2 separate regions of the Mus musculus genome follow, and region 1 is linked to region 2. A link is a loop called in an ENCODE intact Hi-C map of the cell type or tissue named here. Cell type or tissue: heart. All regions are shown on one strand.

Region 1 (8,000 bases), 110 kb after region 2:
ACTTCCTCACTAACTAGTCCTGTTACAGCTACCTCCTCATAACTAGTCATGTCTGCCTTGTCTCTAACTAGACCAGTCTTCCAGCCACCTCCCCACTAACTACTCCCATCTCCCAGCTATCTCCTAACTAACTAGTCCTGCCACCCAGCTACCTCCTCACTAACTAGTCCTGTCTCCCAGCTTCCTAACTAGTCCTGTCTCCCAGCTAGCTACCTCTTACTAACTAGTCCTGTCTCCCAGCTACTTCCCTACCAACTAGTCCTGACTCCCAACTAACTAGTCCTACCTCCTCACTAACTAGTCCAGTCCCCCAGCTACCTCCCCATTAACTAGTTCTGTCTCCAAGCTCACTGCAGGCCCTTGCCCAGTCTCTGTCCCTCTCAGTGGCTCAATGAAACCTGATGTTTAAGTCCTGCTAAATCTCAGATCTTTGAGTGTCCTTTGATCTCTGTTTGCTCTGGTCACTCCCTGCAGTCCTTGAGTCCATTTTGCAGGTACTCAGCTATGCTGTCTTTTGGGCATGAATAACACTGAAGCATCATTTTATGCTGTTCAGCATTATTATAAAGCTGGCTCTGGAGTTGGATTATGACCCTCCTCTCCCAACCTAAGCAGCCTGTTTAGTCTCCTCAAATCTCTGTCTCAGATCAAACGGTCATCTGACTCTAAGCCAGAAAGAGAGAGCAAAACAAAACAGACCAGGAAAAGACACTATGTGCTTTAAGATAGCTAAAAGGGGGTTGTTCCCAAGAGAAATTATTGTTGCTTGGGAACACAGAGGGAACTAAGAATTCCTGTCTCAAGTTTATGTGCAAGAAGAGACCTGGAAGGATCCCAGGCTACCTGATGTCAAAAGTTGTATCAGTTTGGTTCTGCTCTGTCCACCACTGAGGACTTGGTGCTGGGACCCACATGGAGAATGTAATAAGTGCAGCTACTTGACCATGAATACGCAGACACACACACACAGAGACACACACACAGGAAGACACATATATATACATACACAGATGCACACACATACACCCTCCTACACACACATGCAGACACAGAGAGATACAAACACACACAATTCCACATACACACACATGCACAGATACATACACACACACATTCTCATACACAAATGCAGACACAGAGATACATACACACATCCTTATACACACACAGGTATAGACACACAGAGAGACCCACACCCACACACATACACACACACTCATGGCTTGCTGTGGTTTGTTGTTATTAATCAGACATTAGACACAACCTCCCGACGTGTGAACATATGCAATCCAAGCTTGAGTTCCTCCCTGTTTTAGGGTTTTACTACTGTGAACAGACACCATGACCAAGGCAAATTTTTATAAAAACAACATTTAATTGGGGTTGGCTTACAGGTTCAGACGTTCAGTCCATTATAACCAAGGCAAGAGCATGGCAACGTCCAGGCAGGCATGGTGCAGGAGGAGCTGAGAGTTCTACATCTTCATCTGAAGGCTGCTAGCAGAATACTGACTTCCAGGCAGCTAAGACAAGAGAAAGCCCACACCCACAAGGCCACACCCACTCCAACATGGCCACACCTCCTAACAGTGCCATTCCCTGGGCCAACCATATACAAACCATAATATTCTCCTTCTGAATCTCTTGTCTCCCAGAGAACACTGTTGGGGGACAAGGCAGATAAAGCAGGCTGTGAGAAAGGCTGTCTGTGCAGGGGTTGAGGGCAGGGGACAGAAGCCTGGAGTCTGATCACAGGTTGGACCCTCCCTCTCTTGGGCTTTGGGCACCTTCCTGTCTTCTCTGGGTCAAGGCCCTGCAGCAGAGCAGGACATGCGTCTGACTCTGGAGCATCCTGGACAGGTCCCACTGGGCTCACAGGAAAACACATGCCCAGTTCTTGTCCACTTGAGGATGGAAGGGAGGCAGGGCATAACAGGCCTACGCTGCAGTCATGCCAGCGCTAAGGCAGGAGGATGGCAATATCCAAGACACTCTGGGCTATCCAGATGAAGTCTTCCCAAAGATGAAATGAAACAAAGACCAAAACAATAACCAGAAAATACGACAAAAGAGATACTTCGTTGGCACTGCAACCTCCGTCTGTAATAGAAAACACGATCGTGTCAGGAGCCTACATTCTTACTGGGAAGGGGATGCAACTGAGCCCTGAAGGTGACAGGCCATCTGTGACAAGCCACCTGGGCCCCTTGGTCGGGCTGCTGAGAAGGTCAACAGTAGGCTAAACAGGGCCTAGGCCCTTGAGGATATATACAGCTCTTCCCTGAAGCCATGCCTCCCATTTGTCCCCTCTCATCCACTGACAGATCCATCAATTGAGAGTGGGCATAGCCAGAGGGACAGCTCTAAAGGCCACTGCAGTCTGACTCGCCCCTCCCACCTCCCCAATCACCATCCCCATACCCATCAAACTCCCATTCTGCCCTGGGGTATGGTTCCAGCATCACTACAGCCATGCTAAACACCATCTGGAGGGCACACATGGCATCACTGGGTCCCTAGCATCAGGCAGGCCCTGCCCCAGGAGGGGAAAGGTCCAAGTGCAGGTCCCTCTGGGCCTCTGTGCTGTGATAGAGCCCAGCTGAGTCCCATTGGCCACATGACAAGGAGACTGGGAAGACAGGATGCTTCATGGACCTGACAGGGGCTTCAGAGTCCACGGGGTCCCAGCCGTTCTTCACTCTATCTGAGTGTCCCCAGCCAGTGGTTTCAGGTCTTCAAGTCTATGTATGTGTGTTATCTAAGTGTAGGTGATGTGTGTGTGTGTGTCTCTGTATGTGTGTCTTTGTGTGAGTGGGTGTGGGCAACCTCTGTGTTTGTGTATTTTTGTGTGTGTCTGTCTATGTGGTGGTGGTTGGGGGCAACCTGTGGATAGGTGGGTGGGTGGGTGTAGTGACATGTGTGTGTGTGTGTGTATGTGTGTGTATGCACACACTCATGTCCCTGTGTGTAACAGCAGAGATGAAGGTCAGAGGATAACTTTGGGGATTTGATTCTCTCCTTCTACCATAGGAGGTCCTGGGATGAAACCCAGGTCATCTGTGTTAGCAGCAAGCACCTTTACCCACTGAGCCATCCTGTGAGTCCATGAAATCTGTGAATAGCGCTAAGATGGCTGTGGAATAAGGAGAGCCAATGGCCTCCACAGGAGTGCAGAGACCACATCTGTGTGGGAAGATTCTCCAGGTAGATGAAGAGAAGAGGGGGGGTGGAATGAAGATGATGGTGACATGTTCTCACCGGCACCTCCCAGGAGCACACTGAGGAACCGTCCCTGTACTTAAAGCATGGGTATTGCAGCCAGGCGGCAGCCTCTCCTGCTAGACGCCTCCAGTCCTTTGGGTTCAAACCGGCTATGTTCCTTGTTGGGTCAGTGGGGTCCAAGATCACAGGCCTGCAGAGCAACATGAAGAGAGGGAAACGAGCTGCTGTCAACTGACCCAGGAACCACTGCACAGGGGTGGGGGAGGAGCCCAGCAGAGAGCTCCTTTTCAAAGATTTTTTTTTGTCCCTGCCCCACAGCATATAGAAGCCTGGAGGGATCCTTGGGCATGACCTGGAAAGCCTGGGTTCGAATCCTCTACCCTTTAGTAGCTGTGTGTCCTGGGACAGATCCCTCAGGGTCTCTGATCTGTGACATGAAGAGTGTTGGACGACCAGACAGGCTCAAAGAATAGGGTGTGGAAACTGAACACAACACAGAATGAAGACATGTCACTCCCTAGGGTGACATAGCACTGTATTATTTACAGGTAATTTGTCCACCTCACATCTTTGGTGCCTCACAGCCTTTATGATGCTGTTACTGTTGGAAAATCTCAGTCCCCACTCCATGTCCCCCCCCCCCTTTCCTTTGCTGATTGGGTTGGGACAATGTCAGAGCCTTGGTCTCCTCATCTGCAGACAGGAGAGCCCACCCCTGCCCCCCAGGGCTGTAGGACCTCATGTCAATCAGGTGACAGCAGGACAGTGCCCAGTGCAGGGGATGCTGCAGACACAGAGCTCCCACCTCCCCCTTTAAATACAAGTGCAGTCTGACACCACGGGGATCACAGCCATGTGGGGACAGACTACCTGTCTTTTTTGAGCTGTTGGTGCAGGTATTCAGAGACCTCTTGATGTCGAAAGTCATAATACACTGTCCAGTAGATTTGAAGCTGTTTGTACTTGGTGACCAGTTCCAAGACGGTTCAGAAGCCCTGGGCTGTGTTGAATTTAGTTACTCGACTCCCATACTCCCAGGCATAGACTGTGAGCAGCTCCAGGGCATACTGTGGGGGCAGCGGGTCCCCCAGCTTCTCCTTACACTGAGAAGAGAAAGGCAATGAGAAAAAAACGGGGTTCCTGGTGGTTGTGTGTGGGGCTGCTTCTCACAGGCTCAATTCAGCTGCCACCTGATGATGTCATGACAGGGTTATTGTCACACTGTCACACCCAGTCACTTGAATTCAGTCTATGCCTTCTTGTGCTATAGCCAAGAGCTGAGTGGTTGAGATGGACACTGTGTGCTCCACAGACTGAGCACGTAACTAACAGGCCCAGGAGGAATCAGGACACCATGAGTGACAGCTAGGAGTGAGGGAGGGGGCGGGACATAAGGAGTACTCACTGTGGAAGTTCGCTTGTGGTCTCTGAAGTAACTGGGAAGGGGCCAGGGAGATAAAGGGCTCAGAGGTAAAGTGCCTCCCTCCCCATGCAGGGATGAGAACTGAAGGTGAGATCCCCAGCATCTATGTGTTGTCAGGCTCTTGAGGAAGCTGACTCCTCATCCCTGTTCAAGGGGATAAAGATGGGGCTCCCCCGGGCTGTATGACTGTCCAGAACTGCTAATCTAGCACACGGAGTGTCACGTGTGAAACCCTGACTGATTACACAAGGTGGGGCGTGACTCAGAACCTGCTCTCACACTCTGCCCTCAAATCCTAATGGACACACATGCCCACACATACACGTGTGTTTCCAAGAATAGGTATAAACACATACACATAAAAACACTCAGGATATAATAAGAAATCACACATTTAAAAACATAGCTTGACAAGACAGGAAAATCAAAGTATAAAAAGTGACGTGAAGGATTTGCCAACAATGGGAGAAAAATCCAAAGACAAATGAAGCAGAAGCCATGGAATGGTGAATTAGACACTGCTGAAGAGAGAGTTAGCGGATTGGAAAGTAGACTAGAAGAAATCACCTAGAACAGGCAAAGAAAATCCTCCCTCCTCTCAGATCCCCCACCCCACTCCTTGCCCCTCCTACAGCATCATCTCCCCCCCATCTCCACTCACCCCTGCTTCTCCCCTCCCCTCTGATTCCCTTCCACCCACTTTTTTTTTTACATTGTTTTTTCTCACTGCTTTTGCTAATTTTGATTCTTTTTGCCAAAGTGACACAGAATCATCTGGAGAAGATGGACCCACAACTGAGAAAATGCCTCCATCAGCCTGGCCTGGAGTCAAGCCTGTGGGGCATTTCCTTGATCAGTGTAGAAGGGCCCCGCCCATTGTGGGCATTGCCTGTCCTGGGCAGGTGTTCCTGAGTTGTTTGTAAAAATCAGACTGATCGCCTAAGGGTCTCCGGCAGCTAGCAGAGTTCCTCCATGGCCTCAGCTTCAGTTCCTGCCTCTGCTTCCCTCAGTGATGGAGTGTGATGCAGGAACGTGAGCCAGACAATCCATTTCCACCTCAATTTACTTTGCAGCAGCATCTTTACCACAGCAGTCAGAGCAAACTAGGACAGAAACTGGTCCTAGGGAGGAGGGGCGCTGCTGTGACTGACCAGCCATGTTGCTCTTTGGGAGGATTGAGAAAGGATTATGGAACTTTGGGTGGGAGAGCTGTTGAGAGCAAAGAGCCTACCAGGCTGTTTGTGGGAACTTGGAAGACAGGAGTGCTGAGAGGCAGGTAGGTGACAGAGGCTGGAGTGAAGTTTCAGAGAAAAGCAAAACCCCATCTGGGCTGTTTGTGTGCTGTGTTTACATTAAGAGTCAGTAATTTCTCTTCAGTTGGGGCTGAAAATCTGCTCTGATAAAGAAGAAACCTGCACCATGGGTGTGTGTGGGGGGGTGCAAATCTTTTGGAAAGAGTTTCTTCATAGTCAGCAAGAGTAGGTGTAAGTGGACTGAGCCAGGGTGATTCCATAATGGGCTTCAAACTGGCATATCAGGAGACTAGGCCTGAATTTGTGTTTCTCAGAACTGTACAAGTCTAGGCAAGTCATTTATTGGAAAAACCCCAGGCCTAGAGCATCCAATCAGAAACTGCCCAGCCATCAGAAGCTTCCCTGCCACCTGGCCTAGGGAAAGAACAGAGTCAGCAACAGTTTCCAGGCTTCCCCAAGTGACAGTTTCTAGCCCCCCCAGCAATGATTCAGGAATGTCCCTAGAATAGAGCCAACCAATCAAGAAAAAGGTCACCTACTCTTCCATGGAATTCCACTAATGTGCTTTAAATTGAGCCTGTGATCTCATCTGGGCATCTCCATCTTGGTTAATGATAGATCCCAGCATGCTGGAATCCCACAGAATAAAAACGCTCTTTGCTTTTGCATACAATTTGAGTGCAGGACATCATTCTTTGGCAGACCATGGACTCTATCAGCTGTAGTCCAGGGGTCCCAAGTCTGCATCTCCAAGTGTCAATCACACCTGGAACTGCAGAGATGTCTCCCAGATTTCAAGTCCCATGAGAACTGCTGGACTGAAGGGGCCTTGGAGAGCAGCTGAGGCCTGGCACTGCGAGAGGCCAGGAGAAGCCATTAGTGAAAGTGCAGCCTCAATGGCAGTGGAAACCCCAAGATACTGGCCTTGCCCTGAGCAGGAGATGACTGTCAGGAACAGAGCACTGTGAGAACAAAGCTGGCCTGAGCCTGAGACCTGCTGTGTGTGCCGTGGATGGCAGAGCCGGAGAAGCTCAGAGAACTATGAGTCCCAGATATCAGATACTGAGCCTTTTGCTCTGTTGAATTTTGGTTGTGTTTTAATTAGATTGTGACAGTGACTTGGTTCTTCCCTCTTGCAGTAAGAAAGTATTTAACTTGTGTTTTAATTTTATATGAGGCCAGCATTGAGAGACTAGTCTTTTTATGTGTTGGGAGTTTCTTTAGGTTTGATTTTTAATTTGGGGACTTTAAACCTAAGTTGTGTTTTATGGTGTGATAGCGACATGAGATCTTAGGGACAAGCAAGAAGGGAAAGGTTATGGTTCAACCGTGGTTTGTTTGTGTGCCATGTTGAAAAGGGGTCAATTGTGCTGCTTACTTTTTGTCCACTAAACACCAGCTAGCCTCCTCTGGTAGGAGTCCATCTTGCTCAGTAAAATGCAGATCCATCTGACTGGCTTGGGTAGTTTATGGGCATGTTACTAATCACTGATTGATGTTGGTGGGACCAGACCACTGTGGTTGGGGCCATGAGTGGAATGTGGCCTTGGGCTGTGTAGAAATGGCCGCTGAGTGCGTCATGGACAGCAAACGGTGAGCAGAATTCCTCCATGGCCTCTGCTTCAGTTATTCCTCTGACTTCCCTCAATGATGGAGTGTGCCTTAGATGTGTAAACATAAGAATATCCTTCCTTCCCAGGAGCGTTTTGGTCATGTGATAGAGTTATTACCTCAATAGACGCCGAACTAGAGTACACATTTTCTCTGCCCCGTGTCTACACTCTGTACAGATGAAGCGCACAGTGACCAGGCCAATGCCTTACCAGTTGGTACCAGTGCGTGACCAGGCGGATGAGGCGCTTCAGCTTGGTTGGGCGACAGTTCAGGAAGTACTTCTGAAGCCCCATAAAGCAGATCGATAACTTGCCCTCCTTCCCCGGCGGGGTACGCCCACTGATGAGATTGGCGTAGAATTGTTGGTTAGGCTTCTTGAGGATGTTAAGATGATCTGTAAACAAGATTTCATTCAGTGGAACAGCTCAGCCCCTCTCTGAGGTTCCTCAGTCTCCCCAGGTCCAGAATCACAGCCTATGGGGTTCAGC
Region 2 (8,000 bases):
GACTCACTCGGCGGCCATTTCTACACAGCACAAGGCCACATTTCATTCATGGCTCCGACCACAGTGGTCCGGTCCCACCCACATCAATCAGTAATTAGAATGCCCATAATCTACCCAAAGCCAGTCAGATGGAGGCATTTTACTGATCAAGATTGACTCCTTCCAGGGGAAGCTAGCTTACAAAAACTAACCCCTTTTCAACATGGCACACAAACAAACCACGATTGAACCATAACCTTTCCTTTCTTGCTTGTCCCTAAGATCTCATGTCGGTATCACATCATAAAACACAATGCAGCTTTAAAATCCCCAAATTAAAAACCAAACCTAAAGAAACTACGACACAGGGGCTGGTGAGATGGCTCAGTGGGTAAGAGCACCCGACTGCTCTTCTGAAGGTCCGAAGTTCAAATCCCAGCAACCACATGGTGGCTCACAACCACCCGTAATGAGATCTGATGCCCTCTTCTGGTGTGTCTGAAGACAGCTACAGTGTACTTACATATAATAAATAAATAAATCTTTAAAAAAAAAAAAAAAAAAAAAAGAAACTACGACACATAAAAAGACTAGTCTCTCAACGGTGGGCTCATATACTATTAAAAACACAAGTTAAATATTTTCTTACTGTAAGAGAGAAAAATCAGGTCACCGTCAAAATCAGATCAAAACTCAACCAAATTCTAACAGAGCAAAAGGCTCAGTATCTGATATCTGGGACTCACAGTTCTCTGAGCTTTTTGGGCTCTGCCATCCACAGCAAACACAGCAGGTCTCAGGCTCAGGCCAGCTCTGTTCTCACAGTGCTCTGTTCCTGGCAGTCATCTCCTGCTCAGGGCAAGTCCAGTATCTTGGGGTCTCCACTGCCATGGAGGCTGCACTTTCACCAATGGCTTCTCCTGGCCTCTCTCAGTGCCAGGCCTCAGCTGCTTCCCATGACCCCTCCAAACCAGCAGGCTTCATAGGACTAAAGTCTTACCATCTGGGAGACCTCTCTGTAGTTCTAGGTGTGACCTGCAAGCTCTAGATGCAGCTTTGGGACCCCTGGACCACAGCTACTGTTTGCTGATCATAAGGAAACTCTTTCCAAAAGACTTGGCCCCCATGGTGCATGCTTTTTCTTAATCAAAGATCTCAGCCCCAGCTGATGAGAAATTACTGATTCTGAATGCAAACACAGCACACAAACAGCCCAGTTGGGGTCTTTGCTTTTCCTGAAACTTCACACTCCAGCCTCTGATACCTGCCTGTCTCTCAGCACTCCTGTCTTCCAAGTTCCCACAAACAGCCAGTTAGCTCTCATCTCTCCACAGCTTTTCAACCCAAAGTTCCAGAATCCTTTCTCAATCCTCCCAAGGAGCACCATGGCTGGTCAGTCACAGCAGTGCCCCTCCTCCCTAGGACCAGTTTCTGTCCTAGTTTGCTCTGACTGCTGTGGTAAAGATGATGTTGCTGCAAAGTAATTGGGTGGAAAGGGATTGTCTGGCTCATGTTCCTGCATCGCACTCCATCTCTGAGGGAAGCAGAGGCAGGAACTGGAGCAGAGGCCGTGGAGGAACTCTGCTAGCTGCCGGATACCCTTGGATGATCAGTCTGATTTTTCCAAACATCTCAGGACCACCTGCCCAGGACAGGCAATGCCCACGATGGACTGGACCCTCCCATTCTAATTAAGAAAATGCCCCACAGGCTTGATCCCAGGCCAGTCTGGTGGAGGCATTTTCTCAGTTGTGGGTCCATCTTCTCCAGATGACTCTCTCTGTGTCAGGTTGACAGAATAAAAATTGGCAAAATCAGTGAGGAAAAACAACGTAAAAGAAAAAGTGGGTGGAAGGGAATCAGAGGGGAGAGGATGAGAGAGAAGCAGGGGTGAGTGGAGATGGGGGGGAGATGATGCTGTAGGAGGGGCAAGGAGTGGAGTGGGGGATCTGAGAGGAGGGAGGACTTTCTTTGCCTGTTCTAGGTGATTTCTTCTAGTCCACTTTCCAATCTGCTAACTCTCTCTTCAGCCGTGTCTGATTCACTGTTCCATGGCTGCTGCTTCATTTGAGTCTTTCGATTTTTCTTCCATCTTTGGCAAACCCTTCATGGCACCTTTTATATTTTGATTTTCTTGACTCATCAAGCTATGCCTTTAAAATGTATGATTTCTTGTTACATTCTGAGTGTTCTTATGTGTGTGTTTATAGCTATTCATGGAAACACATGTAGTGTATGTGTGTGGGCGTGTGTGTCCATTAGCATTCCAGGTCAGAGTGTGAGGGCAGGTCCGCAGTCTCACCCCATCTTGTATAATCAGTCAGAGTCTCACACATGGCACACAGTGTGCTGGATCAGCAGTTCCTGGACAGTCCTGCAGCCCCTGCAAGCCCCATCTACAGCCCTTTAACATAGGATTAGGAGTCAGCCTGACACTCATGTAGATGCTGAGGATCTGACCTCCAGTTCTCACCCCTGCACAGGGAGGAAGGTGCTTTACCCCTGAGCCAGCTCCCTGGCCCCTTCCCAGTTACCTCAGAGACCATGAGAAAACTTCCCCAGTGAGCACTCCTTATGTCCCGCCCCCACCCTCACTCTTGGCTGTCACTCATGGTGTCTTGATTCCTCCTGGGCCTACTAGTGAATGCTGTCTTTGTGGAGCAACAACTCAGCTCTTGCCTATAGCACAGGAAGGGGCCATAAACTGAATCTAAATAACTGGGCGTGTAATGGCAACATCAGGTGGCAGCTGAATTGAGCCTGTGAGAAGTGTCCCCCCACACCAGAGCTGAGAGCCCCATGTTTCTCATTGCCTTTCTCTTTTCAGTGTAAGGAGAACCTGGGGAAGCCACTGCCTCCACAGTACGCCCTGGAGCTGCTCACAGTCTATGGCTGGGAGCACAGGAATGGAGTTGCTGATTTCAACACAGCCCAGGGCTTCTGGTCCATCTTAGAACTGGTCATTAAGTACCAGCAGCTTCGAATCTACTGGACAATGTTTTATGACTTTGAATACCAGGAGGTCTCCAACTACCTGCACAGACAGCTCACAAGAATCAGGTAGTCTGTCCCCACATGGCTCTGTTCCCCATGGAGTATCAGGCTGTACTTGTGTGGAAAGGGAGAGGTGGGAGCTCTGTGTCAGCCCAGCATATCCTGCACTGGGCGCTGTCACCTGACTGACCTGAGGTCCTAATGCCCTGGGAGAGGGGAAGGGAGGGTAGGTTATCTTGTCTGTGATGAGGAAACCAAGGATCTGACATTGTCTACACCAAACAGCAAAGAAAGGGGAGGACATGGAGTGGGGACTGAGATTTTCCAACAGTGACAGCATCATAAGGGCTGTGACACACCAAAGACCTGCAGTGAACCAATTACCTGTAAATAATAGAGTGCTATGCCACCCTAGGGAGTGACATGTCCTGATTCTGTGTTTGATCAGTTTTCTCATGAGACTGGCTGGTCCAACTCTCCCCAGCTCACAGATCAGAGACCCTGAGGGACCTGCCCCAGGACACACAGCTACTAAAGGGTAGATGATTCGAACCCAGGCCCTCTGGGTCATGCCCAAGGATCCTCCAGTCTTGCTGTATGCCATGGGGCAGGGACTCTGGGCAAGCTTTGGATATGGATGCAGTGCTGGGCTTCTCCTCTCTCCCTGTGCAGGGTGAGGCACTTGATGGTTGTTCAATTCCCTCTCTTCATGTTGCTCTGCAGGCCTATGATCTTGGACCCCTGCTGACCCAACAGGAAATATTGCTGGTTCGTGCTCAGAGGGCTGGTGGTGACTAGCAGGAGAGGCTGCCGCCTGGCTGCAATACCCATGCTTTAAGTACAGGGACGGTTCCCCAGTGTGCTCCTGGGAGGTGCTGGTAAGAACGTGTCACCATCATCTCCATTCCATGCCCTCCCCCCTTCTCTTCATCTACCTTTAGAATGTTCCCTCACACATGTGGTCGCCGCACTCCTGTGGAGGCCATCGGCTCTCCTTATTCCACAGCCATCTTAGCGCTATTCACAGATTTCATGGGCTCCCAGGATGGCTCAGTGGGTAAAGGTGCTTGCTGCCAACACAGATGACCTGGGTTTCATCCCAGGACCTCCTATGGTAGAAGGAGAGAATCAAATCCCCAAAGTTATCCTCTGACCTTCATCTCTGCTGTTACACACAGGGACATGAGTGCACACACACACACACACACACACACACACACACACACACAGACAGACACACACAGGTCACCCCGCACACATACAGGTTGTTCCATCCAGACTCACACAAACACACACACACAGACTTGGAGACCTGAGGCCACTGGCTCAGGGACACTCAGCTAGTGATTGACAAGGCTGGGATCCCATGGAGTCTGAAGCCACTGTCAGGTCCATGGAGCAGCCTGTCTTCCCTGTCTCCTTGTCATGTGGCCAATGGGACTCAGCTGGGCTCTGTCACAGCCACAGAGGCACAGAGGGACCTGCACTTGGACCTTTCCTCTCCTGGGGCAGGGCCTGCCTGATGCTAGGGACCCAGTGATGCCATGTGTGCCCTCCAGATGGCGCTTAGCATAGCTGTAGTGATGCTGGAACCATACCCCATGGCAGGATAGGAGTTTGATGGGTGTGGGGTGGTGACTGGGGAGGGAGAAGGGCTGGGTCAGACTGCAGTGGCCTTTAGGGCTGTCCCCTATGTCTGGCTATGCCCACTCTCATTTGACAAATCTGTCAGTGGATGAGAGGCCACAGGTGGGAGGCATGGCTTCAGGGAAGAGCTCTATATATCCTCAAGGGCCTGACCCTTGTTTGGCCTACTGGTCACCTTCTCAGCAACCTGACCAAGGGGCCCAGGTGGCCTGTCACAGAACTTACCTTCAGGGCTCATTTGCATTCCCATTCCAGTAAGTATGTGGGCTCCTGACACGATGGTGTTTTCTGTTAAAGACGGAGGTTGTGCTATGTGCTATGCCAGGAGAATCACCCTTTTTGTAATTTCTATCTATTTTTTGTTTTTGTTTCTTTTCATATTTTGGAGGGCTTCTTGTGTATAGCTCAGACTGGCCTGTATATGGTAATCCTCCTGCCTTAGCGCTGGCATGACTGCAGCATACACCTGCTGTGCCCTGCCTCCCCTCCATCCTTAAGTGGACAAGAACTGGGCATGTGTTTTCCTGTGAGCCCAGTGGGACCTGCCCAGGAGGCTCCAGAGTCAGGGGCATGTCCTGCTCTGCTGCAGGCCCTTGACCCAGAGAGGACAGGAAGTTGCCCAAGGCCCCAGTCAGTGAGGGTCCAACCTGTGATCAGACTCCAGGCTTCTGACCCCTGCCTTCTCACCCCTGCATCCTGTCCTATCACAGATAGCCTTCTTCGCAGCCTGCTTTATCTGCCTTATCCACCAACAGTGTCCTCTGGGAGACGAGAGATTCAGAATTCAGAAGGGGAGGCAGGAACTCAAGCTTGACTTCCACCTGTCCACCTGTTGGGAGGTTCTGTCCAATGTCTGATGCACAATAATAAATCACAGAGAGCCATGAGGGTGTGTGAACTCTGAGGAACAGGGCTATTGAAGTACAGGTGTTTGTGTGTGTGTGAGTGTGTGTGTGTGTGTGTATGTGCATGTGTGTGTATGAGGATATGTGTGTTTCTATATATGTAGGTGTGTCTCTGTGTGTCTGTGCATGTGTGTGTAGGAGGGTGTATGTATGTGCATCTGTGTATGTATGTGTGTTTGTCTTTCTGTGTGTGTCTCTCTCTCTGTATCTGCGTATTCATGGTCAAGTAGCTGCACTTATTACATTCTCCTTGTGGGTCCCAGCATCAAGTCCTCAGTGGTGGACAGAGCAGAACCAAACTGATACAACTTTTGACATCAGGTAGCCTGGGATCCTTCCAGGTCTCTTCTTGCACATAAACTTGAGACAGGAATTCTTAGTTCCTTCTGTGTTCCCAAGCAACAGTAATTTCTCTTGGGAACAGCCTCCTTTTGAGGTATCTTAAAAGCACATAGTGTCTTTTCCTGGTCTGTTTTGTTTTGCTCTCTTTTTCTGGCTTAGAGTCAGATGACCGTTTGATCTGAGACAGAAATTTGAGGAGACTAAACAGGCTGCTTAGATTGGGAGAGGAGGGTCATAATCCAACTCCAGAGCCAGCTTTATAATAATGCTGAACAGCATAAAATGATGCTTCAGTGTTATTCATGCCCAAAAGACAGCATAGCTGAGTGCCTGCAAAATGGACTCAAGGACTGCAGGGAGTGACCAGAGCAAACAGAGATCAAAGGACACTCAAAGATCTGAGATTTAGCAGGACTTAAACATCAGGTTTCATTGAGCCACTGAGAGGCACAGAGACTGGGCAAGGGTCTGCAGTGAGCTTGGAGACAGGACTAGTTAGTGGGGAGGTATCTGGGAGACTGGACTAGTTAGGAGGTAGCCGGCAAACATGACTAGTTATGAGGAGGTAGCTGTGTCAGGACTAGTTAGTGAGGAAGTAGCTGTACTCAGTCCCATTCCCATATCTGCAACAAAACTTGTCCACACAGACAAACACAAGACAAGACGATTACCATTTCCTGGGAGTCTAGACGGGGATCCAGCTGACTGGAACAAACACAGACAGTAATAAACAGAGAATCAACAGCAGCCACCAGGCTCTCACTCACCCAACACAGCAGACTGACAACCATGGGTGTCCTGGGGTCAAGAGTCACCTTACCCAAATGTCAACAGGGTGTCCCCTGATACCCTGGGCTTGAGACTGTGCTCAGTTACCCAAAAGATACCCCAAAAAGTGCACTCAGAAGACCAGACAGTATAGAAGGTGTCTTACTTAGGGTTTCCATTGCTGTGAAGAGACACCGTGACCAAAGTTAACTCTTATAAAAGTAAACATTTATGTGGAGCTGGCTTAGGGTTTCACAGGTTCAGTCCATTATCATCACGGTGAGACGCATGGCAGTGTCCAGGCAGACCTGGTGCTGGAGAAGAAGGTGAGAGTTCTGTATCTTCATCTGAAGACAGCTAGGAGGAAACTGTCTCTTCTGCACTAGGAGCCCTCAGAGCCTCACCTGCACAGTGACAACTTCCTCCAACAAGGCCACACCCATTCTGACAAGGACGCACCTCCTAATAGTGCCACTCCCTGTGGGCCAAGCAATCAAACACATGAGTCTATGGGGTCCAAAACCTATGGAAAACACCCCAGAAGGCTTGCAGAGTTGAATTAGAGCCTCTTTCTCATGGACAGAATAGATCCCGTGAGAGCCCCCACAAGTTGTAGTTGGTCTGTTCTCTCCCCAGAGAAGATCAGGACCGGTGCTTGATGAATCTGAAGTTTTTATTGAACCACACCGAGCCAGACAGGGCATGCACTGTTGTGACTACAAGTCTAAAGAGACAACCCTGACCTGAGTGAGCAGGGAGTTTATAAAGGCCAAACCCTTTAAGTAGGGAACTTCCCATTGGCATAGCTGTGGTGACTCTCAGCAGGACAGAAGTGCATTTTTTAATAAGAAGAAGGCACAGTTTTCTCACTGTGCATTTCTGTTTGATCAGGGAACAGAAAGTCTTGCAGTTGCAGAGGAACAGCACACGTTAGCAAGAGTTCCTGCAAGCACTGTACATGCCTGAAGGTCAGCCTGACTGTGTTAGCCTAAGGTGGGGTCAGGATCTAGCCAACATGTTTTTATTGCTTCATTGACTTATTAGTGTCCTCTGTAGTATGTGTTAACTTATACCTAGGGCAAAATGTTATCACAATTGCTGAGCCGTTTGCCACACTAAACTCCCACGATTCGGCAGGGCAATGTGTTTATCATGTGTAGGTTTCTGTACCTATACAAATACAGACCCAAGAAGGGTGAAAAAAGTGTTCCTTAGCAAATCATTGTCATGGGCTGGAGAGAGGGCTCAGCACTAAGAGCACTGGGGACACTGCACAGGTGTGACCCAAGTGGCCAGGCTTGTAGTTTTGTCTTCATTTAAACTGCTCTGGGGCTGGAATTTGAAGGACCCTTAAGGATGATAGCA

The links. Peaks named below come from ENCODE experiments on the same cell type or tissue, not always from the same donor. Only the 100,000 strongest peaks of a DNase experiment are listed, where the experiment ranks them.
Region 1: a loop joins it to region 2, with 3 times the contacts of the local background. A loop is called at or near these places in 12 of 42 quality-filtered maps.

Annotation. Positions count from the first base shown.
Region 1 is chr5:120,817,519-120,825,518 of GRCm38, reverse strand. It overlaps the pseudogene Oas1b. Among named protein-coding and RNA genes, the nearest start is that of Oas1c, 9.0 kb to the right of the region's middle. In heart, no CTCF peak of the experiment used is centred here; no DNase peak of the experiment used is centred here.
Region 2 is chr5:120,923,791-120,931,790 of GRCm38, reverse strand. It overlaps the pseudogene Gm7573. Among named protein-coding and RNA genes, the nearest start is that of Oas1d, 13 kb to the right of the region's middle. In heart, a CTCF peak has its summit at 4,514 (motif pointing right); no DNase peak of the experiment used is centred here.